Linked DNA regions of Homo sapiens: regions 1, 2 and 3 are each linked to region 4. Evidence: chromatin contacts called from ENCODE Hi-C data. All regions are on one chromosome and are shown on one strand. The core of a region is the stretch at or near the end of the contact, and the rest is flanking DNA. Distances in the headings are between cores, read along the strand shown.

The links. A loop is a pair of places that touch in the nucleus more often than their neighbours do. Pooled maps may share reads with other maps.
Region 1: a map with no recorded cell type shows a loop between it and region 4 (14-fold over the local background). The contact joins the enhancer-like site here to the promoter of NRBF2 in region 4. A Hi-C loop is called at or near these places in 2 of 37 single-sample maps with no recorded cell type and 2 of 50 pooled maps.
Region 2: a loop to region 4 is called in a map of CD8-positive, alpha-beta T cell, with 10 times the contacts of the local background. The contact joins the promoter of TFAM here to the promoter of NRBF2 in region 4. A Hi-C loop is called at or near these places in 1 of 168 maps with a recorded cell type or tissue (CD8-positive, alpha-beta T cell), 1 of 37 single-sample maps with no recorded cell type and 6 of 50 pooled maps.
Region 3: a map of CD8-positive, alpha-beta T cell shows a loop between it and region 4 (8-fold over the local background). The contact joins the enhancer-like site here to the promoter of NRBF2 in region 4. A Hi-C loop is called at or near these places in 2 of 168 maps with a recorded cell type or tissue (CD4-positive, alpha-beta T cell and CD8-positive, alpha-beta T cell), 1 of 37 single-sample maps with no recorded cell type and 9 of 50 pooled maps.

The regions. Positions count from the first base shown.
Region 1 is chr10:59,883,118-59,889,266 of GRCh38, forward strand. All of the region lies in intron 1 of CCDC6 (coiled-coil domain containing 6), which reads right to left. Among named protein-coding and RNA genes, the nearest start is that of CCDC6, 20 kb to the right of the region's middle. Within about 2 kb of position 2,499, at least 2 of the 41 ENCODE cell types and tissues checked have a DNase peak (open chromatin) inside an H3K27ac peak, as active enhancers do.
Region 2 is chr10:58,384,160-58,390,462 of GRCh38, forward strand. It overlaps TFAM (transcription factor A, mitochondrial), which reads left to right and starts at 1,251. Exons shown (of 7, transcript NM_003201.3): 1 at 1,251-1,489; 2 at 2,061-2,179; 3 at 4,031-4,101; 4 at 4,511-4,660. The coding sequence starts at 1,389. RefSeq lists enhancers at 702-801, 995-1,651 and a silencer at 932-1,311.
Region 3 is chr10:67,767,711-67,773,435 of GRCh38, forward strand. No RefSeq gene overlaps it. Among named protein-coding and RNA genes, the nearest start is that of TRS-TGA1-1, 6.1 kb to the left of the region's middle. RefSeq lists enhancers at 3,193-3,382, 3,563-3,722. Within about 2 kb of position 3,046, at least 3 of the 41 ENCODE cell types and tissues checked have a DNase peak (open chromatin) inside an H3K27ac peak, as active enhancers do.
Region 4 is chr10:63,130,828-63,137,306 of GRCh38, forward strand. NRBF2 (nuclear receptor binding factor 2) reads left to right here and starts at 2,501. Exons shown (of 4, transcript NM_030759.5): 1 at 2,501-2,673. The coding sequence starts at 2,644. RefSeq lists silencers at 2,318-2,567, 2,778-3,047.

The sequences.
Region 1 (6,149 bases), core at 1,249-3,748, 3.2 Mb before region 4:
CTATCAACTGGGTCCATTGCCCACTGTGGTCTCTCCAGTCTCTGTTCCATCAATGGACTCTGAGTCTTAGTCTTTGAGTTAAATACCATGTGTCTTTGCAATAAGCAGACAACACTGTCAGTTACGAAAAGGACTAAAGTATAGCAATGAGTGAAATGTGATACTGGAAGCTATGGGACAGGGAACAAGGAAAGGAAATAAACTCTCCCTTTTATGACCTCCAAGTGAAATGATGGTATCAATACCTTGCAAAGGTATTGCAGAATCAAAAACTAAGACGTACTCCGATGTCCCTGATGAGCCAACTGTCACACTTGATACAAGAAGCAATGCTAATACCATTCATGGCAGCCATCATCTCCCTCTCGCACTGTATTTAGAAGTCTAGACTTTTTCTTCTCTTTGCTCTTTTCAATTCTATCAGCTGAACTTATGTCAGCACAGGCTGATGACAGGGAAAAACTTAATGAATCACAAAGTTTTACTGGAAGGTTACTCAAAATTATAAATCCTATCCAACTGGACCATAATATTAAAAGTTTATATTCTTTTTGTTGGTTTCACGTACACAAATTGGAGTCAACTCAACTGATTATTTAATGAGGAAACACACTTTCCTCTAAAACTCCCTAAACTATATTTGAGAACAGAGGGCTAAGATCCCTATCACATATACTGATGGTGATCAGGGTAGAGCCTGCTTTAAGAAACTCTGTATGCAGTATAAACTGGATAAAGTTTAATGTATTGTTGTCAGAGTTCAAAACCCTCAAGTTTGACAGAAAGCCTCAAACTTTGAACAAATTTCCCAACATTTTCTAGCATTTTTACAAAGACCACCACCTTCTTATGTGACTTGAGAGAGTGACCCATACAAACAGGAGACATGTCTTTAATGGGCTCCAAAAACAGTTTTAAACTCCTAACATCAACCAATCTGTAGATTCTTACTAAGAGAAGCATTTGGTACTAAAAGCCATATTATCTCTGTTCTCTCACTTACTTCTAAGCCAATTAAGCAAAAGAGGAGTTTAATGTTAAGAAAGTTGACTAAGTTTCAGGAAAAAAATAAAGGTAAGTAACATGGCAATTTGTTCTAAGTAAAAGCAACCCCTTCAAAACAAACAAAAAAATAAGATGTTCCCTGCTACAGGACCAAAAAAAGAAGGCAAGAATATAAAAAGAAAGGATTTCAGGTCGAGACAGCGACGACAATAAGCAAAAGATGACTTACTGCTGCCCAAGTGAATACAAACAAAATTTCAAAAGCACATACTCTAAAAACTGGCAACTCTACTCCTAGATTATCCTACAGATAATAAAAACCATTGCTAAGACTTGTTAAAAACATTGTTAAAAGAATGTTTCCTTTAACTTGCTTTATAGAAAGAAGGAGACTGAAAACAATCAACAGAGGAAGAGTTAAAGAGAGTGCGCCCAGTTCCCAGAATACTTTACAGCAAGCCCTTGAAAAGAATGGGGCAATTCTATACCCAGTGCTGGGGATAAAACTCATGAGATGTGTAAAGTAGAAAAAAAAAATCAAGATATAGAACAGCATGTACAATGTGCTCCCATCGCTGGGTATCCTTTTAAGAGGACAATATAGGCACACACTTGTATTTGCATAATATGTATCCAGAAAAACACTTAGGGCATAAGGTGGCCCGGTGCAGTGGGTCATGCCTATAATCCCAGCACTTTGGGAGGCCGAGGCGGGCAGATCACTTGAAGTCAGGAATTTGAGACCAGCCTGGCCAACATGGTGAAACCCCATCTCTACTAAAAATACAAAAATTAGCCAGGCATGGTGACACACGCCTGTAGTCCCAGCTGCTTGGGAGGCTGAGGAAGGAGAACTGCTTGAACCCGGGAGACAGAGGTTGCAGTGAGTTGAGATCGTGCCACCGCACTCCAGCCTGGGTGACAGAGCGAGACTCCGTAACAACAACAACAACAGAAAGAAAGGAAAGAAAGGAAGGAAGGAAGGAAGAAAAGAAAAGGAGAAAAGGAAAGAAAGGACAGAGAATACGTGTGAATCAGGGAAAGGAAGAGCGAAATCTAGTTTGGATACATTTGTTATATCTACAATACTTCCATCTTCATTCTTTTTTCAATACCCCAGCCATGTCAGGAGGTTTGCTTAACAAGCAGTAAATTATTTTGCCACATCTAGATTTTAAAACACCAAGGCTGTTGGCAAAAACACATCCTAATGAAAAACTGTAAGAGAATGGATTAAAGTACCATTTTTGCAGGTCAAATTTATTCAACTAAAGAAAGTTCTAGACTGGCATGGTCCCCCGAATTTAAAAACCTACTCCTAATTTAAAAGCACATATGCCAACATTACCCCTTGAATTAAATTCAAGGAATAATTCAAGTCTAATTCAAGAGTGGTCTAATGCAGGTCCAATTCAAGATTCAGGACTGAGAGCCCTATCAGACCTGGCCCCACCTACTTCCAGCTTCAGGCCACATCCCGATCTCACTCTGACCACAACTCGTCTTTCAGTTCCTCAAACCTGCCCTGCAGTTCTGTCGCTTTCAGGATTTTTTGCATAGCCTCTTCCCTGGGCCCAGAACATTTTTTTACCAATTCTCTTCATGGTTAACTCCAAAAAAGATATACAGGGGATTGCAGCCTACATGTCACTTCAGGGAAGCTCCGTTGGCTGCCTTAAACTGGTCTGGTTCCCCCCATCATATCCTCCAAGAAACACATCTTTTGAAGGATTTATCACAGCTTCAATTCTATAACTGTGAAATCAGTTGTCTGATGTCTATTTCCAACCCCGCCCCCCGCCCCCCCAACTAGAATATCAGCTGCCAGAGGCAGGAACTGTCTCAAAACCTCTTAGCACAATGCATAGAACAGCCTTATATACAGAATAACCTCAGAAATATTAGCAGAATGAACAAAGTTTTGTAATATATACGTTATTTGTAATATCTGTGAGATGAACAAAGAAGACCGGCCAATATGAAAGAAGATTACATTTAAGGTCTGCAGCTTTAAATCTATCTTTAAGCAGGGGAAATGGAAAATACTGCAGAGTAAAATAAAACCACCAGATAAACAGAGCCCGAAACGGACCAGGATAGAAAAATAATGCCAATTACACTTGAATCCATTTAAGCAGCAGCTTCTGGAGGAAGAAGGAGGCTACAATAATAGTATCCAAAATAAACAATTCAGTAATTGATCAACTAGTCAGAGGAAATTATCCTAATTCAAGATCTCATATGAAATATAAAGTGTTATACAGACAAGAATGAGGAAAAAAGACACCAGGAGATGTATCTAATGTGCAGTTGTGAGTTCAATTGTTTATGCAATTTAAAAGAATATCTGGCATCGCTACTTCTACACACTCTTCTGAATCTGTCTTAAATGCACTATCATTTAAACAAAAACACAAAAGCAGTCTGTCCTACTTTTTTCCAAAGAAGTAAATATACAGAAAGGTTTTACCATAAAATGTTAGCAATATTTCCTGTAGATTATAAATGACATCAAGAAACCATAAAAATAAAAATTTTCACTGTGGCCAAAAAACACCAAAAGCCAAGTCAAAAGACAATTGACAGGTGGGAAATTTTTTTGCAACTCAAAATTGAAAAACAAGAGCAAGTCATTGTAACATATAGAGTTCTAAGAAAAATGGGTAAGAGAAAGACCAAGGTCCCCAAAGACAAACAAGAAAGGATATCAACTAGGCAGGTACAGAAAAAGAATACAAATGGCTCTTATAAACACAAGAAATGATGCTTATCCACCCCCTTGAGAGAAATGCAAAGACTGTACTAATATGTCACTGTCCATTTACCAGACTACCAAAATCCAGTTTGAGAAAACCCTCTGACAGTGTAGTATGGGGCCACATATCTCTCATATCCTACTAATGGAAGTGTAAATTGTAGAAGCAACATCTATTCGAATTACACATATATAGGGCAATCGACACAACAATGTCACTTCTGTGAATTTACCAAGAAAGGCAGCATCAAAAAGTGAGGGAATTCCCTAGAATCAGCTTGCTTAGCTAGGTGTCAATTCTGGCTCTCCTACTCTCTGCGGTATGACTTTAAGCAAGTCACCCAACCCTCTCTGAGCCTCAGTTTCCTGTCTGTAAACAAGGATAATATGCTACTGGCTACTTCACAAGACTGATGTAATGATTGAGTCAACATAAGGAAATGGTTGAAGAGAGTGGCTAGGAATTATCCCCTCTGATACACTCACCCACATACAAAATGACCTACGTTCAAGGTGACGGTGACATTTTGAGACAAAAGACTGAAAACAAATTAAATGCACAATGGTAAGAGATACCCACACAATGGCTTACCATGCAACTGTTAAAAAAAAAAAAAAAAAGAGAAGTATCCAAAATATAATTAAATGGCAGGGGGAGGGGCAGAACAGAATATAATATCATATACGCCACCTTTTGTGTTAAAGGGAAGGGGACCAAATACCAAGTGATGTCCTTCCTAGTCAAAAAAATTCAATTAAAAATATTTTTTAAATGGGGCATTATTTCAAATCTCAGAAGAAATATCATATGTACTCACAAATGTATAGACTAGTGGTTCCCAATTTTTGTTGCTGGGTCAAATGCGACATTGGAATTTCCTAGAAATTTTGGAATTGAATGCCCTTTGCTTGTAAGTGCTGAACTATCAGACCCTTTTTTTAACCTCCTCCTCTGCCAAGGAGCTAACAGAGGAGAAAGAACCCTAGCCTGGATGTGAGGCCACCTCCCTGGAAATGCCAACTGTCCCATTTACCAGCACTGTTCCCTGGCCAATAATTTAACAGCATTTCACCTGAGCCCCAGATCCTTTATTTTCTAAGGAGGTACACACTACCTACTCCCACAGACTTGCCGTGAGACTCAAATGAAATAATTTAGCTGAAACCACTCCATAGATGCTGCTCAAGCTGCAGATTTCAGAGCTGGAGATTCTGGGCAAAGACTGCTTGTTATTCTACCTGTCCAGAAAACGTGTCTGCACATACTGCTCACAGCTTCCTGTCTGGTGCTCTCCAGCCCTGAGTGGCTTCACACATAGCACCGCACCAGACTTTCTGGAAGCCATAGATGCCAGTCCATCTTCCGAGGGCATGACTCCCCACAGATGCTCAGACATTTCTCAGCTAGAAGCTTCCAGGGAAGGCTGGCTGCACAGGATGCCTCACTTCAGATTTCCTTATAGTAGAACCACATAAGCCAGGTCTGCTTCACACAGGTGAAGTGGTGACCTAAACTTTCTGCTGCTTCGTCATGGGGGCTGGGAAGCCAGTCTGCATACCTACTGAGGGCAGAACCAGCAAAACTGGGATGCTCGGAAGCTGGGGACCAGGAAACAGGGCAGCAGGTAAAAGGTCTCCAAGCCTGCTGTCAACAGCTTTAGGGAGGAAGGTTAGAGCTGGGGCCAGCAGCCTAAGGGCACAGGGCTTAATAGCAGAGGGGAGACAAGGATAATACCTTTGATCACAGAAAAGCCTGTGATGTTTACCTTTCAAACACTAATTTGCCAGGGGAAAAATTGCTAATTTTGTCTGGTATGATAATGGTATGGTGGTTATAAAGTCCTTATCAGAGAGGCAAACTGAACCATTTATGGTGAAAGCATTTTAAGACTATGTGTCAATAATCAGTGAAGCTGGTGGTTTGTGGATTCACTCTACTTTAGTATATGCTTGAAAATTTCCATAATAAAATAAGCTTAAACAAAATCCACTATCATCATAAAAATAAATTTCACAGCAGGGAAATGTGAGAAAAGTATTCTCACAGTCTGATTGCATGCCAGACAAGCAGGGCCACGAGATAAGGCCTCTAAGTCACTAACATGGGCAGCCATTTCTCCTCCCAGGGTATCAACATCCTCATCAGAGCTGGGGCCCTTGAATATCAGGGGACCCACGCACGCTTCACCCATCAAAACTAACTGGCACTGCCCATGAATTCCTTTTTAGGGCTATTGAGGCATCCCAAGATGCTCCCCACTGGCTACATGGTACATGCTCTGTGTCAGAAGCAGCTGGCCTGGAAGATATTCAGGTGCAGAGCTTCCCATCTGGCATTCCCTGCAGGAAAATGTGCATCAGCCATAAATGACAAATGACAACAGGGACA
Region 2 (6,303 bases), core at 1-2,500, 4.7 Mb before region 4:
TTCCATGCCAGAATGGGAGGTTTGAACAGATGACTTGGAAGGTCCCTTTCAACCCTGGGAGTCTATAAAAGGGAAGTGGTTATTACCGCTTAAAAGAAGAAGTAGGCTTAGTCCTACTTCCAGAGAGCCAATGTTTTCATAGTTACAGAAAGGTAAATAGACTGTCAGCTCAATATGACACTGGTAAGAATTTTCTAACAATTACGGCTATCCAACAGAAGAAAGGCTGTCTCAGAAGGTGGTTAGCTCTGAAACAACTGGTATTTAAGGGCTGGAAGGACCCTTAGGTATCTTTAGGTCTTCCTAATCTTTTTCATGCCATTGCCTATACAGAAAATGGTATTTCTATAACACAAATAAAAAAATTATACAGCAATTTTTGACACATCAATGTCTCAAGGCATACTTGTCACACGTTCTCAGGGCTTTGGCTGGGAAAACTGATTTAGTCTAACATCCTCGTTTGCAGAGGGGGAAACTGAATCTTAACGAGGGAATGCAATATTCCCAAGTCAAGACGTTAATGTTAATACTGGAACTAGAAGAATTGAGACTAGCGACTGTGGACAACTAGCCAGTTTCCTCTGCTCAAATTAAGCAAGCTGGAGGCCAGACTGAAAGACTGCAGTAGATGGTAGAATAAACAGTCTAAAGCTATATTGCTTTAAATGTGGTCTCAAGACCACCGACATTAGAACTTGTTAAATTCTGGGGAACTCGCTAAAATGAAGATTAATGGGCCCCACATAGACACACGGAATTAAGCTCTGCGGTAAGGCCTTGGAATCTGCATTTTTAGGTTTGCGAATCCCCGCCTCTCCCGTTACTATTTCTGAACTCCGAGCTCCAGCCCTGGCTTGAACTGAGACGCTCCGCTGGGCGCGCAGCAGCCGCCGATCGGACCTCGGGGTCCTGGATGCAGGACTGTCTGTTACGTACAGCCCTTGTGACCGTCACGGGCGGACACCGGCCAACGCCGGGTTGGGGTGAGGCCGCCGCCGCGGTCCCTCCATCACCCTCCTGGCCCGGCAGAGGAACCCACTGCTCCGGGCGGCCGGGGACAGAGGTGGCTCAACAGCGCCGCCTCGAAGCCAGAGCCCTCCGCAGGCTAGAGGATTGCGGTTTCCCTTCATCTCCGCGGCTCTTATTCCTCCCCCGCAAGGCCGCCCACCGGGGTACGCTCTCCCGCGCCTGCGCCAATTCCGCCCCGCCCCGCCCCCATCTACCGACCGGATGTTAGCAGATTTCCCATAGTGCCTCGCTAGTGGCGGGCATGATAACACACGCCGGAGGGTCGCACGCGGGTTCCAGTTGTGATTGCTGGAGTTGTGTATTGCCAGGAGGCTCTCCGAGATTGGGGTCGGGTCACTGCCTCATCCACCGGAGCGATGGCGTTTCTCCGAAGCATGTGGGGCGTGCTGAGTGCCCTGGGAAGGTCTGGAGCAGAGCTGTGCACCGGCTGTGGAAGTCGACTGCGCTCCCCCTTCAGGTAGGCCCGCTTGCCTGTGCCCTAGGGGCAGCAGGGCCCAGGACGTCCCGGGGTTGGAATGTAGACCCTATCCTTCACTTTCTGCCCCTCCTAGGAGTTCAGAGTCACCCTGGTTCTTTGATTCAGACCGCGACCTTGCCAAGGGGACGGTGGCCTTGAGACCAGGCCTTTATTTACTCTCTTAATACGCCGTACCTTCTTGCTACCCTCCACTCGCTTCTCCCATCCCTCCTCACTGTCCAGCTTTGGATCCTTTCCGCCTCCTCTGCGAATTCGCGCCGAGTCTCCGGCCATCATCTAGGCATTGAGGAGGCGGGGCCCAGGAGCTGGAGTATAGACGCTTTCCTTCACTCCCTGCCCTTCCTAGGAGGTAAGGGCTTTGAGACTTCAGTCCTGCAGACGCTCCCCTCCGTTTAGGACAGGGTTTTAATAAGTCTCTAGCATTCTTGTTGAAGGCGTTGGATACATAGTATCTTGATGACATTTCTTATTTGGGATCTGTGTTCATATACATGTGAATATTGACAGTTAAACATCTGACACTGGTTATTTTCTTTTTGTTTATATGTAGTTTTGTGTATTTACCGAGGTGGTTTTCATCTGTCTTGGCAAGTTGTCCAAAGAAACCTGTAAGTTCTTACCTTCGATTTTCTAAAGAACAACTACCCATATTTAAAGCTCAGAACCCAGGTAAGGAGTTTTGGGGCATATACCCTTTTCTCATGTAATAAAAATGCCATTAAGCAGTTAAATACCAATGTTGAATTGCAGTGCTAAAGCATTCAGTGACTGCAGGAACAATCATTTGATGTCTGTAAAATAGGAAGTTCTATTTTATACCAAATGGAAATGCTTTAAATATAAATGAGAACTAGTAAATGGTATTTTAAAAATAACGTATAGTGTAGAAAGCACCCTAGGAAGAGGATAAAAAAGCTGAATTTGGGGCCTTGTTGCCTTTGGTCTAGAGGACCACTGATGAATTATTTTCTCTTGCCTAGCTCCTCCTTTTTCTGGCTCAGGGAATTGTTAATAAAGTTGCAACTTCTGTGGAAGCATCCATAAACTGTAAGTTCTGTAGAACTGTAAAGTTCTATGCAATTTACTGCTAATTTCAAGAGCTTTCAAGATAAGAAAGGATAAACCTTTTCATCATAGGAGTTCAGAGCCACTCTGGTTCTTTGATTCAGACCTCGACCTTGCCAAGGGGATGGTGGGTTGTAAAGGATAAATCCTTTCTTGTCTTGGGTTCCTAAAAAAAAAACATTTCCAGGTAGGATGTTTGTTGACTCTCTAGAAAGCCTCTCGGCGAGAATAAAAAATGCTCACATCAGGCTGGGTGAGGTGGTTCACACCTGTAATCCCAGCACTTCGGGAGGTCGAGATGGGTGGATTGCTTGAGCCCAGGAGTTCGAGAACAGCCTGGGAAACATGGAAATCCTGTCTCTACCAAAAATACAAAAATGAGGTGGGCATGGGGGCGCAGTGCCTGTAGTCCCAGCTACTTGGGAGGCTGTGGTGAGAGGATCACTGGATCCCAGGAAGTTGAGGCTGCAGTGAGCCATGACTGCTCCACTGCACTCCAGCCTGGGTGACAGAGCGAGACCCTGTCTCAAAAAACAATAATAATTTTAAAAAAAAGCTCACATTATAGGTAAGGAGTTAGTTTCAGAGACATGCTTAAGTACCCACATCTTTTAAATGTAAGAGTTAGTACTAACAGGTATTTTTAAAAATCAATTAATTGCACGCCATCATTCCGGTTAAGATGAAGAAGGAAGTGGAGAATAACAGATTGAATTTCGAATAGCTTGTTTCCAAATGATATTTCTGTTATTGAAATACGAGGCTGTGTTATATGGATCGAGAATGTATTTTGTTGTTAGCTTTTATAAATTTAGGAATTCCTCAAAGACTTGAAAAAGTGTTTTGCTTGAAATATGGAAGGGAAGTAAAAAACTTGAAGCAATTGATCATCCAGCTTCTTAAACTAGTAATCAGCCTGGTGTGGTGGCTCGCGCCTGTAATCCCAGCACTTTGGGAGACTGAGGCAGATGGATTGCTTGAACTCAGGAGTTTGAGGCCAGCCTGGGCAGCATAGCGAAACCCCGTCTCTACAAAAAATACTAACATTAGCTGGACATGATGGCGCCTACCTGTAGTCCCAGCTACTCGGGAGGCTGAGGCAGGAGAATCACTTGAGCACAGGAGGTGGAGGTTGCATTAGGCCAAGATTGTACCACCGCACTGCAGCCTGGGTGATGGCCTGGGTGACGGACCCTGTCTCAAAAAAAAAAAAAAATCCTAGTAATCAAACTGTTGACTGTTTCTGGTGGTATATGGTATACTCCTTAGTTGTTAGATAATAGACTTTTGATAATGTTGGATAAATTACTTACGTTTAAATTAGTTGGATAAAGGAAAGTTAAATCATTATATTAAGTTATGTGTGGTATGGATTGTGCTTTCCTGGATATCTTTAGAAATTAATCCTGAGAGGTAAAATTGTGGCATCTTTTTTCTTTTTATTTCATTCCATAGATGCAAAAACTACAGAACTAATTAGAAGAATTGCCCAGCGTTGGAGGGAACTTCCTGATTCAAAGAAAAAAGTAAGCACATAAGTTTTCAACATTGCTGACCAGTTATTCTGCAGTTAGGAGCAATTGTCATGTCCTTTAAAGGACCAGATGGATCAGACTTTTTAAAAAATAATCTGTTATCTACAAAGAAACTTTATGTCTTCTCATCTGCATAAATAATGAGAATATGGATGTATGGGGTGGAGGTGAAGAAGTGGCAGTAGTTTGAAAATGGAAGCTGATTACTAAACTCTCACCTTGATTAGTATATATAAGGAAAATGTATGTTTTAATCCATATACATCTCATCCCAGAGCACATTTTCCACCTGGTGATAAAATCTGTCTGTCTGAAGTCATGCAGTTGCCTTTCCCTGGCATGTGCTATGTTGAATTTGCCAGCAATGGTTTGTTGACTTACTTGGGTTTTTTATTTATAGATATATCAAGATGCTTATAGGGCGGAGTGGCAGGTATATAAAGAAGAGATAAGCAGATTTAAAGAACAGCTAACTCCAAGTCAGATTATGTCTTTGGAAAAAGAAATCATGGACAAACATTTAAAAAGGAAAGCTATGACAAAAAAAAAAGTGAGTATCATTGAAATACTTTTTTCTTATGGTAAAGAATTGAGATTTATATAACTATGAATATAGGTAGTTTTCTCTTAATAGGCAAATAAAATATGGTAGAATGTCATCAAGTATTCTTCAGTTAGGCAGAAGTGGGATAGTTCTCTTATGAAAAGTGAGATAGCCACTAGGACCACTTGCCATTGAGTCTGTTTGGAAATCCTTGTTGCTACTTGCAGATGTATCCACATTTAAGGTGTACAGTTCGTAGAACAGTAATGGAAACTACAGGAACAGAGTTATGAAACAGTCAAACCAGGAGTATCAAGAATCTTTGCTTCTGAGTCTTCTTTAGAATAACGTATTAATTTGAATTATTCTATAGATTATGGTGAGTTTGATATGGAATATTGCTGAGTAGACTGCATTAATTCATTAACACATCGGAAAAATGCCAATTTATCTAATCAATTAAGTGCCTTTAGGATGGAATTCTTTTTTTTTCTTCAAAGAAATAACTATTAAAAACCTCACATGGTTCAAAATTTGTAGTTCCCAGCTTAATGTATTAATTCACATAAATGTCATCATTTGAAAGTTATACATTTTTTTCATAGAGCCAGTATTAGTTTTGAGGTGGTCAGTTTGCTAGTCGTGTACCTACACTATTACAAATGATCATCAGAGTTAAAACTATTTCTTTGAAAGACTAGATTACAGCCTTGAATGTGGGATGCCAATACGTCTTTCCCTGACCCTAATGTTTTAAGCTGTCCTAGCACTAGGGTTGAGGACCCGCCCAGTTTCGAGACCATGATGCCGCTACTTTAGGGTGGCTGATCTAATCAGTAAAAGGGAGCCAGAAAGATACTAAGAGTGAAAAATAGAGTGTCTACATAAGGATGGTGTTTGGAAGAGTGATTACTAAAGTATATCCTCCCTCTTTCATTCTCCCTTCCTCCTTAATGCACCCAGCCCACTGTGCTAAGAGTAGAGAGGACCAGAAGCATGAATTGGACATTTATAAAGTTTCCCTTGTCATTCTCTCTTTCTTTTGTAATTGTTCTTGACTCCCAGTACCAACTAGTTCAGAGATCAAGTGAGAAGTGTGAGGACTAGGAAGTTACAAGTAAAACCCTCAGGAGAGAAATCCCTAGTGATAGCTCTAGAAACAAAGAGGGAAATAGTTAAGTTGTAAAGTGCTTGGAGTCTATAGTAGTTTCAATACTCAGTGACTGAGAGATTCAGGAAGAAGAAACTAAATCAGAGGAGCCCTACTTACAGTTATGAATAAAAGTTGAATTTGTTACTGATTATAGCCAAATTGCTATTAAGAGCCACAGAATTTTGTAAATTACAGGTACTACTTACTATCCAAATTCAGAAACTTAAGTATAATAATGCAATATCACTCCCTGAACTCAGAAATTAAACTGATAGTAAGGGATACTTGTATTCTTTTCCACAGTTTCTTCCCTTTTGGTAACTAGTAAAATGAATTTAACACAACTATGGAGCTTTAAAGGTGGAGACATTCAGGGAATGGAGTGAGATGAAAGATTATTAAACAAATAGTCCATTGTTCTTGGGTTGTGGTGGAAGCATGCAGTGATTTGGTCAAGGGGACAGTAGTATCTTACAAGGATGAACCTAAGGTTGTT
Region 3 (5,725 bases), core at 1,796-4,295, 4.6 Mb after region 4:
GTTCTACTTTCCAAAAGTGATTTTGCAGCCTTCTTGGCAATTCTACAAACTATTCAGTATCCTTCCAGTAAGTTCCTATGAGTTTCTGCTTAAATCAGCCCCATTCAAAAAAAAATTTTTTTTGGCTTCCAAAAGTTATAGTATAACCCCCTCTCACCCCATCATTTTCTGCTAAGAAAACTCATATTCTTTCAAGTCTCACTTCTTAGGGAAAGCATTCCTGCAAAATCTCCCAGGCTGATTCAGAAGCCACCCCTTAGGCAGGATGCGGTGGCTCACACCTGTAATCCGAGCACTTTGGGAGGCGGAGGTGGGCGGATCAGCTGAGGTCAGGAGTTCAAGACAAGCCTGGCAAACATGGCAAAACCCTGTCTCTACTAAAAATACAAAAATTAGCTGAGCGTAGTGGTGCACACCTGTAGTCCCAGCTACTCGGGAGGCTGAGGTAGGAAAATCGCTTGAACCCAGGAGGTGGAGGTTGCAGTGAGCCCAGCATTGCACTGCAGCCTGGGGGACAGAGCAAGACTCCATCTCCAAATAAATAAATAAATAAATAAAGCCACCCTATTTTTTATATTTTTTTCTTTTTCTTTTTCTTTCTTTTTTTTTTTTTTTCTGAGACAGGGCCTTGCTCTGGTCACCCAGACTGGAGTGCAGTGGCAATCACAGCTCACTGCAGCCTCAGCCTCGGACTTAATTGGTCCTCCCACCTCATCCTCCTGAGTAGTTTGGACTGCAGGTGCACACCACCATGCCTAGCTAAATTTTTTTTATTATTTTTTTGTAGAGACAGGGTCTCACTATGTTGCCCAGGCTGGTCTCAAATTCCTGGCTCAAGGGATCCTCCCATCTCAGCCTCCCAAAGTGCTGGGATTACAGTCCTGAGCTACAGTGCTTAGCCTCCAGAAACCCCTTTAATTCTCCCATTTCCTATTATAGCAAGGCTCACATTGCACTATTTCTGCCTGTTTGTCTTTCTTACCACTAAATGGTAAACTCCCTGAGGATGTGTAAAGGGATCATATCTCTCATTTTTGTGCCCCTACATACCACAGAAAAGGGACTCAAATTTTTGATGAAGAAATGAATGAATATTCATTTCTTCATCAAAGAAGAAATGCTGAAGTATGGACGTCAGCACATGTCCAAACTTCACCCCTAGAATGCCCAAAAAAAGTGGGAGAGAAAGGAGGGGCTTAACATGCTGTTCTCCTTTTGAAGGTCACTAATCTTTGCCTTAGTATAATTTATTGTAATATTGAGTATCCCCCACCTAGAATAGTTTTAATATAAAAGAGGGCAGAGGACAACAGCCTATGTACCCTTCCTTCCCTTTCCATATTTTTCCTTACCTTTTCTTCCCATTCTTTGTCTTCTAGCACTGAAAGGGCAGACAGAACCAGGAGGCAAGTACATACAGACCTCTGCCTCCATGGGTCACCCCCACCTTTGTCTCCTTGAGAATGTTCACTTTCCAACTGGCCTCCATGCAACTCGAGGTTTAGCTCTCTCCATGATGAGCAAAGAAAAATCCATGGAAGGGGTGGGGGTGGATGTGGAAGAGGTTCTGCAGTGCACTCCTCTTCTCAGAGGAAACCATTTCAACTCCTCTTTCCACATTTCTCTTCTCCAGAGTTCTCTTATCCACTACCAACCCTCCTGTGCATCCCCTCGAGCCAGCTTTTTCTGACCCAACCTCACATGATGCACTGTCTTGAGGATTTTCTCTCAAGACCCCAGCTTTTTCATTCTTTTATGTTACACAGCAATTCAGCCTTGTCCCTGTGCCTCAACATGCCTGGCAATCAGACCCCTCTTCGAAGGCAGAGGAAGTTATAATATCAAGGTCCCCTTCTCCCAAATGTTTTTCTACCTACTTCCTTTAGTAGAAATTAGGTCCTGCAACTTTCTGATCAGTGTTCAAAGGTTTTAAACATAAATAGACTGAAGTGAATTTTTTGCAAATTGTAATCAGTTAATCTGTAGAAATGCTAAATTTACAATTATCCTTCCCTTCTAAATCCAGGTCCCAAATCCATTCCAGTTTGTGGCATTTCCAGCCATGGAGCAGGATACACCCACTTGGAATGATCCTGATATTTCCCTATTCCTTAACCCATTTCCTATTCAACCCAAGTGCCATTGAGTTTGCCCCTAAATATGCTGAGAATCAACTTTGTTCCATATTTACTACCACCACCCAGTCCAAATCAACACTACCTCTCATCTCAACTACTTCTCGGCCTCTTAATTATCTCCTCCAATCCACTCTTCCTCCCCTCCAATCTGTTCTCCATAAAATAAATTTTTCTTTTAAAATGCACATTTGGTCTTATAACCTTCCTCCTGAGAACTCTTCTGGGGATTTCCATGTGCTTTTACAATAAAGACTAGAATCACTAGCATGACCCCATAGCTCTCCATGATCCTGCATGGCATAATTACCGGGCCTCTCCCTGTCATTCTCTAGCCAAATGTACTTTCTTTTCTTTTAGTTCCTTGAAAAGACCAAACTCTTTCCCACCTTAGGAATTCTGTACATGTTCCAATGTCTCCCTCCCCATCAAACTGATCAGTCCTCCTTCTTATGTAATTTCATACCATTTTACTCTTTTTCTTCACAACACATCATGCTTTGTGATATTTTAGTGTGAAATATTTGCTTAATGTCTCTGTGTGTGTGTACACGTGTGTGTAAAACCACAAAATCCCCTTATCTGCTATTTAATGGGCCTTCAATAAGTAATATTGTTGAGTGAATTTTGTGATTGTGAGGATCAGAAAGCAAGAGGTCTCAGAACACCTGAAGGGGTGGGAAGCAGAGGGTAAACTGTTTTCCTGCAGCTTTGGGGATGAATCAAAACTGTGCCTGAAGAGATTTGTGCCCTGAGTGCATAGATCTGCAGGAATATTGCAGCTCAACCATTTGATATATTGCACCACTGTTTAGCATGATTTATGAAGCTGTTGTTCTGTTTTAACTCAACATGTTCATTGTAAAGGAGTTTCATCCTCAGAGGTTTCATTAATGGAGGCATTGTTGTGTAGTGAGGCAGTAGAAAAAGGAAGTGAGAGATAGGGCTGGCCTACAACCTGTGTAAAGCTTGCATTTCAAGTCCCCTCTGGAGGGAATGCCCATTTCTGGAGTCTTGTTTCCCAATATGCCCATGTCCCCAAAAACATCTGGTCTCAGGCTCTTTCTACATACTAGAGTGCAAACAACTAGTAATAATACCTAAGTCTTAGCTCCTGCAGGGGTGAGAGAGACAGAGGCTCTGACACTGGAATTTTCAGGTAAAACAGATATCCTGTTCTATCTGAAGCACTGATGAAGAAAACATAGAGCTTTCAGCTCTTGTTCCAATGACTAGTTTCTTTCCCAATCTGCATGAAGTTGGTCAGTCAAGCTCACCCAGGCTCATAGACTAGAAGCCCCAGGAAATGAATTATTTCTGTTTCCTTCCCACCATCTCACACACATGCTCTTAAAATATCCATTCCCTTCCCTTGCCTCGGATCCTGGGTCCTGAGACAGGCTCTCACAGCCCAGAGAGTGGTTGTGATGGACTTAGTCTTACCTCAGCTGCTTTGTCTGGTGCTGGGCTGCCAAGGGAGGCATGCATGAGCAAGGCCAGTTCTCCATTCATATCTCAGACTATTTAGAAGAATCCAGTGACAGAGGACGTGGCCTGTGGGCTTTATGCTTGTGATGCTTTCTGCTGCTTGAGGTCGGGGTGGAGAAGAGGCTAGAGCTGACAAGCTTCTCACTCAGGGGCTGAGGTGGGGCACAGCTCCTGTCTGCTGGACTCATAAATCTCCTGGTCCCCACCCCAGGGATCTCAGAGCCCCCTTTGTTCTTTTAATTTTTATTCTAATAAAACCTCCTACATAACATAGGTCTACAAAGACTCTTGGGGAATATATTTCCCTCCCAAACATATTCATTTGAGACACAATTATCAAAACATTTGTTCAGGCCAGGCGCAGTGGGTTCCACCTGTAATCCCAGCAGTTTGGGAGGCCAAGGCAGGCAGATCACTTGAGGTCAGGAGTTTGAGACCAGCCTGGCCAACACGGTGAAACCCCGTCTCTACTAAAAACACAAAAACTATCTGGACATGGTGTCGCATGCCTATAATCCCAGCTACTCGGAAGCTGAAGCCAGAGAATCTCTTAAACCTGGGCAGTGGAGGTTGTAGTGAGCCAAGATTGTGCCACTGCACTCCAGCCTGGGCAACAGAGCAAGACTCAGTCTCAAAAAAAAAAAATTGTTCAGCACACGAACTTTAGACACATTTTATCTGACACCACAAGTCATTCCAAGAGATGAATATACACAGTATCCCTCTGAAAGCTACTTGTCTTCCAGATGTAAAGACATCTGTCTCCATCATTGGAGACAGAATGCTAGTGTTTTGAAATAACCTGTGCTTAGGATGTTGGAGCACAGAAATGCTGCACTTAATTTTGGTACCCACCTCTAGTGCAGGGATTAGTTAGCAACTTTTTCTACAGGTCAGCCAGTAAATATTTTAGGTGTTGCAGGCCATATGGTTTCTGTTGCAACTACTCAACTCTGCCTGTGTATCACAAAAGCAGCCATAGATAATCTGTAAACAAATGAGTGTGACTGTGTTCCAATAAAACTTTATTTACAAAAACAGTGGGCTGGATTTGGCCTGTGGCTATAGTTTATTTCTGCTCTAGAGGACTCTCCTCACTATAATAAAAAAAGTTCTTCCCAGGTTATCACTGTGAAGATATCATTAAGTGGGACACTGTCAAGAGGCTGGTTGACGTTTCACTAGTTCTTCCTGGTTTATACACATCCAAGAAATCTCATTATTTCCATTAACACAAAGATACCAAGAAAGGACATGAATGTTTTTTAAGATCATTTTATCTCAGTACATCAGAATGGCCCAAATCCTTCCAGAATCCTCTCATGTACACTGGGATTGTCTGCTCCACTTGACAGCAGATGGGGTGCAGGTCCTGGAAATGCTTACCTAGTTTCTCCTTTCTCTGTAGTTAGTACTGTATCTGCTGTTGTAAACAAAGCTTTTCAGCCCTTGAGCATGTTAAGATGTAACCTGAAACCAGGTTTGCAAGTTTATTTGTGAAGTAATTTGAAGGAATAGGAAGAATTTGAAGGAATAGGAAAAACAGAGACTTTGAAGTCAGAGCAACCAAGCATCAAATATAGGCTCCTTCCCTTTCTTGCTATGTAACTTTGGGCAGTTTGCATAACCTCTCTGAGCCTTAATTTCCTTATCCACTAAGTGGTAATAATAATTACTTCTACCTCATGGCATTGTCAGCAGTCACTGCCATTTTCTAAGTTCTAACCACAGGTCAGGCACTGTGATGAGTGTTCATTCATTTAACATCCAAAACAGACCACAGCTAGTTTATAGATGAGGAAGTGAAGATGAGATCACATGCTGGTATTCTCTTCCCCTTTTCACCAGAATGGGTCCCTCATAGAGGTATCTGCAACCAACTCAAGGGAGCCACTGGACAGGGATAAAAAAAGGCCATTTGACTCATGTTATTGAAGGAGTGGAATGTTCTTTGCTCTTTTGTCTCTCTGAGCTGGATAAAGGGAGGAACAAGTTCCCTGGGAGTTGATGTACAAAGCTGCCCAGAGTTGACTCTAGCTGAGGATGTGTTTGGGACTGCATGAGGCCATCTCTGAGAGGCTAACAGCAGCTGCTCTGACATT
Region 4 (6,479 bases), core at 1,251-3,750:
AGAACCGTGGAACCCAGCAACTAGTGTTCAGCTCGATTAGGACAAACCCTGGGCACTTAGCCTTGCAGGAACAATGGCGAGCCTCTAGCCCGATTGGGAGCAGCAATGGGCGCCTCGCTGGATCAGGAGCACAGTGGACACCCTGATGGATCCAGAGGGGTGGAAGTCAGCGGCGGGTCTGTGATGGCAGCAAACAGCGGTGGTGGACGGTGAGTGAAAGCTCAGCTCAAGCTGTAACAAACATGGACCAGAAGAGTGTGCAGTTGCAAGATTTAATAGAGTGAAAACAGAGCTCCCATACAATGGGAGGGGACCCAAAGGGGGTTGCCACTCCCTGCTCGAATGCCTGGGTTTATATCCTGATCATTGTCCCTCCCCCTGTGCTCTCAGGCGATATATGATTTGACTATTTCTTTACCTTCTGCTTCTAGCCTAATTTGTATTTTAGTGAGCCCTCTTTACTACCTGATTAGTCGGGTGTGAACTGAGTTACAAGCCCTGTGTTTAAATGTGGGTGTGGTCACCTTCCCCAGCTAGGTTTAGGAATTCTTAGTTGGCCTAGGAAATCCAGCTAGTCCTGTCTCTCACTATCTTGTCCACTTGGTTGTTTACTTTTTTATTTTTTTATTTTTAGAGACAGAGTCTCTCTGTGTCACCCAGGCTGGAATGCAGTGGTGTGATTGGTCTCAGCTCACTGCAACCTCTGCCTTCCAGGTTCAAGCAATTCTCCTGCCTCAGTCTCCCCAGTAGCTGGGATTACAGGCACGCGCCACCACACTTGGCTACGTTTTAGTGCTTTTAGTAGAGATGAAGTTTCACCACGTTGGCCAGACCAGTCTCAAACTCCTGGCCTCAAGTGATCTGCTCTCCTTGACCTCCCAAAGAGCTGGGATTACAGGGGTGAGCCAGTGTGCTAGGCCACTTGGTTGTTTAAATACGAGATTTGATTCTTCCATTTTCTGTATGCTTTACTGCCATTCCATCACTAACTCCTCTCAACCTGATGCCCAAAAATATATCTTGAATATATCTACTTCTCTTCCAAGGTTTCCGGCACATGGTAGAAACATGATAACTATGTAATGAGTGGATGCATGACCCAATCTTCCCTACTTCCATTCCAGTCTGAGCGCCCATAATTAGTCAATCAACTAGCTTGTCTTGGTTCTTTTTCCTTAGGCCTTCCACAATCTATTCTTCACATTACAGGGAAATTAATCTTTTCAAAACTGTAAATTAAAGCAGATTATTCTCTAGCTTAATATCCTTTACTTATTTCCCAATGCACTTTGAGTAAAATTCAAATGTTTCATTGTGCACTGCAAGGACACCTATGTTTTGGAAGTTTCCTATCTCTCTGGTATCTTCTTTTGCATCTCTCTGAAATGCTGCAGCTCCCGCCACCCGACCTCCCCGCCTTTAGAGTTGAGGCATAAGACATTTCCTTTGTCGAGAAGGGTCTTTGTTTAACTGGCATTTTAAGGTTTAATCTTAAAGATTACGCCCTTAGCCAGGTGCGGTAGCTCATGCCTATAATCCCATCAGTTTGTGAGGTCCAGGAGGGCGGATCATTGAGCTCACTTGAGCTCAGCAGTTCAAGATCAGCATAGGCAACATGGCGAAACCCCATCTCTACAAAAAATACAAAAATTAACCTGGCCTGAGCACTTGTAGTTCCTAGCTACTTAAGAGACTGAGGTGTGAGGATCGCCTGGGGCAGGGGGCGGGCAGAGGGAGGTTGCAGTGAGTGGAGATTGCGTCAGCAAGACACTTTCTCAAAAAAAATCACGCCCCCCATGAAAGGCTTTCCTTTACCACCCAACTCCACCTTGGTTACTCTATCACAGCTCCCTATGTGTTCCCTTTCCAGCATAAATCACAACTATTTGTCAGTGAATTCCATGACAGAACGAACCTAGCTTTTGTTTGGCACATAATTGTTAAATGAATGCAGTATTATATTTGGCTAGACCAAAATTGTTTCCCTATCAGTTTGTGAGCAACTTGAGGGCAGAGCCCTAAATCATTCGAGTGTGCTGACCTCTAGGGGGGTTAGTCCAGTGCATGGTCTAGAATTGCTCAAATCGGCCTTTTGAAAAAATGAATCATGTACAATGATAAAGGTGTGGACAGGACCACAAGTAACGGTGTAACGATTAGCAGATTTAAGGAAAAGTCAGTCTAAAAGGAAACGTGAGAAGCTAATTGCAGAAGACAGCCATTTCAAGTCTTCAACAGCAAGGCTGTACCTCCTCACGTGACTTCAGTGTAGACTTTAAGAACCTAAACTAACGCTTCTCGCGAGAGGAAAGATTGACCGCTCGCAAGCGTACATCAGCTGGTGCCCCGCCTTCCCTGGGCCCCACCCACTGCCTGTCCTCATTCCCACCTTGAACCAGCCTTTTGCGCGTGTGACGTCATGGCGCCGTGCGTGGCCTCGGCGGTGGCGCAGGGGGCGGGCCCGCGGCGCGGCGCCGGAGGAGGAAGTGGTGAGGTTGTTGCTCCTTCAGCGCCTATCGCTGGCTCTTGGGGCGCAGAGAGGGGCCGCAGTCTCCGCGGCTGCGTCGAGCTCCCTTGCAGTCCCCTCCATGTTCCCCGGCGCCACTACTCCCCTTCCTAAGGCCGCCGCTTACCCCGGGGTCTATGGAAGTAATGGAAGGACCCCTCAACCTGGTGAGTGTCCCACAGAATATAGCGTTCGTCTTGGGTGCCTTTGCCTCAGGAGCCCGGCCCCGTCCCCGGCGCGTCGGCTAACCCTTTAGGCTGGGAGGTTGGTTTGGCAGGAGTGGTCGCAGAGGCTGTGAGGGGCTGCTAGGCAGGCCCTGGCCCAACTGCGGCTCCAGGCTAGCCACTTCAGACTTTGCCCTCCTGGGGGATCCCCGGGAAGTCCTGGCGCCCCCTGTCGCGGGGCCCCGGGCGAGGGGATGCCACCACCTGGGGCTGCCACCTCCTCTCTGGCTGGGGGAAGTCCTCTTAGCGCCACGTAGCCACCTCCCTACAGCCTGGAGAGGCACTGAAGCCGGCCAAGGCAGAAATGGTGTGATACTGGTTTTAAGTTCTAGCAGCAGGGTCTGAGTCTGAGTCGCCCCGCTTTGGAGAGGTGGAGGAGTGAATAGCCTCCTCACCCTCCACTTCCCCCTCCTCACCCTTCACTTCCCCCTCCTCACCCTCCACTTCCCCCTCCTCACCCTCCACTTCCCCCTCATTTCTCACATACATTCACATGCATAAACTGAGTCTACCGTCTTCCAAATATATTAGAGACAGCTGGGAAAAAGACAGCCGTTCCTGTATTTAGCTCAGATTCATCAATTTAGGCATCATGAAAGTGTAATAGGTGTTTGCTGTTCTCAGGAAAATGGCTGATAGCCTGTTTACTTGTGTTTTAAGGCGTTTCAGGTGTTGCAATTAAAAAACAACACAACAGAACCCCACTAACAACGGGAAGCATGAGTTCTTTTCAGACTGGCCATTGCATCTTTTAGTTTTCCAGAGAGGTTACCCATTTTGGATGTAAAAGTCAGATTACTTAAGGTTGCACACAGGAAGAACTTTTGAGTCACAGGTTTGCAATTCATTTGCGATGGTGGAATTGAAAGAAAGCTCTATAGAGGATTCTTTTCTCACATTAGAACTCTGAGTCCTAGAAGAGCAGTAGAGTCAGGTGGTTTAAGACTCTAGGTTTTGAAGCTATGCTGCTTGGATTTGAATTCTAACCTCGTCACTTGATATCTGTGTTACCTTGGGCAAACTACTTGGCTTCACTCGGCTTCAGGTTTTTTGGGAGGATTAAAGGAGTAAATAGGTGTAAAGCACTTAGAACTGTACTAAGTACATAGTACAGTGTAAGAGTTAGCGATTATAACCAGACCATAAGCCCTTAATTTAAAATCTATTTGTAGAATAAAGGTTTGGACTTGAGCTTTAAAAGCCTAAGATTCTCGGACCAAATCACTGGTGCCAGGTTAACTGTTGTGAGGCGCCCCTCCCTTTTAAGTTGGGTCTTGCCCCAGGTGGTAGGTATTTACACTTAAGACGAATTGGACTACATTTGCGAGTTTTTTTTAACCAGGGAACTGGCCAGGCGCCGGGGCTCACGCCTGTAATCCCAGCACTTTGGGAGGCCGAGGCGGGCGAATCACTTGAGCTTAGAAGTTCGAGACCAGCCTGGGCAACATGGCGAAACCCGGTCTCTACAAAAAATACAAAAATAGCCTGGCGTGGTGGCGCCCGCCTGTGGTCCCAGCTACTCGGGAGGCTGAGGTGGCAGGATCGCTTGAGCCCAGGAGGTGGAGGTTGCAGTGGGCCGAGATTGTGCCACTGCACTCCAACCTGGGCGACAGAGCGAGACTCTGACTCAAATAACCAGGGAACTGTCTTGCACTTTTCTTGTTTTTAAGGCGACATATAGTTGGCAATGAAATACAGTGGATGGCTCAATACTGAAACTTCACAGGAGTATTACTAGAAATAATCAGCTGTTTACGAAGTGCTTCAGAGTTCAGGTGTCCTTGCCAAATGAGCATTGGTTCAGTTCTAGTTAGCTTCACATTATTTGGCTGCAGAATAACCCCCGCCAACTGCCCCACGAATGTGTGATGTTTTAAAAGGAGACTAGAACTGGGTGACAGTTGCAGATAGAACTGCAGAATCACTACCAGTTCAGGAAAAATTAGTTAAATGGTGGCAATACCATTTAAATTCTCCTCCATAAAACGGAGCGAGTTTCGACAGAGTCTTTTTAAGCAGGCTAGCGTAACTCCGTATTTCAGCCATAAAATTTATGTAGGCAAGTATCAGAAATTTGGCATCTTGAATTCTTTTTTTTTTTTTTTTTTGAGATGGAGTCTCTCTCTGTCACCAGACTAGAGTGCAGTGGCGCGATCTCAGCTCACTGCAACCTCCGACTCCCTGGTTTAAGCGATTCTTCTGCCTCAGCCTTCTGAGTAGCTGGGATTTCAGGCACGCGCCGCCACGCCCAGCTAATTTTTGTATTTTTAGTAGAGACGGGGTTTCACCATGTTGGCCAGGATGGTCTCGATCTCCTGACCTCGTGATCCCCCCGCCTGGCCTCCCAAAGTGCTGGGATTACAGGCGTGAGCCAGCGTGCCCGGCGGACACCTTGAATTCTTAAACCATTTGAGTCTTGAAAGATCTAATTTCCAGCATAGTTGTTTATTGGAAGGTAACAGTAGAACAGACGTTGACGGTTACTTGAATGAGTACCAATTACAGGCCTCTGGCACTCAGAATTGTCACTCACAGTTTTATAAGATGAGGTTTTTGAAAATTCAGACTTTTTTTTTTTTTTTTTTTCTTTTTTGAGACGGAGTCTCGCTTTGTCACCCAGGCTAGAGTGCAGTGGTGCGATCTGGGCTCACTGCAGCCTCCACCTCCCGGGTTCAAGCAGTTCTCTGCCTCAGCCTCCTGAGTAGCTGGGATTACAGGCATGCACCACCCTGCCCGGCTATGAAAATTCTGACATTCTTTTATGTCAGTGAACACCTAACTTAGTATCTAGTTGACTCAAGATGAGAGTTCTCAATGCTATAATTTGAATGTCTTTGAAAATTCCACTAGTATTATACAAGCTTTTTCTTTTTCTATACTCAGAGAGTTACTAATGCAATAAGCTTTGTCAAATGACGTCGTAGTGTAGTCCAAATTCATTGTATAAGGACTTATCACAGTACATGGATTTGTAATCATGTGTCCTCAGAGCATCCTCGGAACTTAGTAAGGTGTGTTTTCCAGTTTTACAGATAAATAAGCCTAAGCTGAGAGAATTAGGTAATTACTTAGGTCAGTAACTTAAATACATTATGAATCACGAGTTATTTTGATATCAAGACCTCTTTCTAGCAATGCTGCCATATTGTACTCATCATGTTCATTTCAGTATGGTTCTCATCTATATTGAACTGTAGATTCTGTGTTAGCATTTATTACCTCTGCTCCAGTATTGATTCTTTTATGTTAGGTTTGGCAGTAAGGGCCTTAGAAATTCCTCACAGTGAATTTTTAAGATCTGGAAGAGACTAGTTTGAAATATTCATTTTAATATGTACCACAGAGGTAATGGATTCTAATTATCTGGTTATTGAAGTTTGTCAAAAGAAAAATTGTACTTCCACTGAAGAAAAAAATAGCTAGTCTTTGCACTCTGAATAACTTTGTTTCATTAGGGTTTTTTGGTCAATTTTTCTTTAAGAGACAGGGTCTTACTCTGTTGCCCACACTCAAGGGATCCTCCTGCCTGAGCCCTCCACAATAGCTGGGACTACAGGTTTGCACCACCATGCCCAGCTAATTTTTTCAAAAACTTTTTGTGGAGATGGGGTCTTGCTGTGTTGCCCAAGCTGGTCTTGAACTCCTGGCCTCAAGCAATCTTCCTGTCTCAGCCTCCCAAAGTGTTGGGATTACAGGCATGTGCCACTGTGCCCAGCCTGTCAGTTTTAAATATGGAAAAATTATAACTT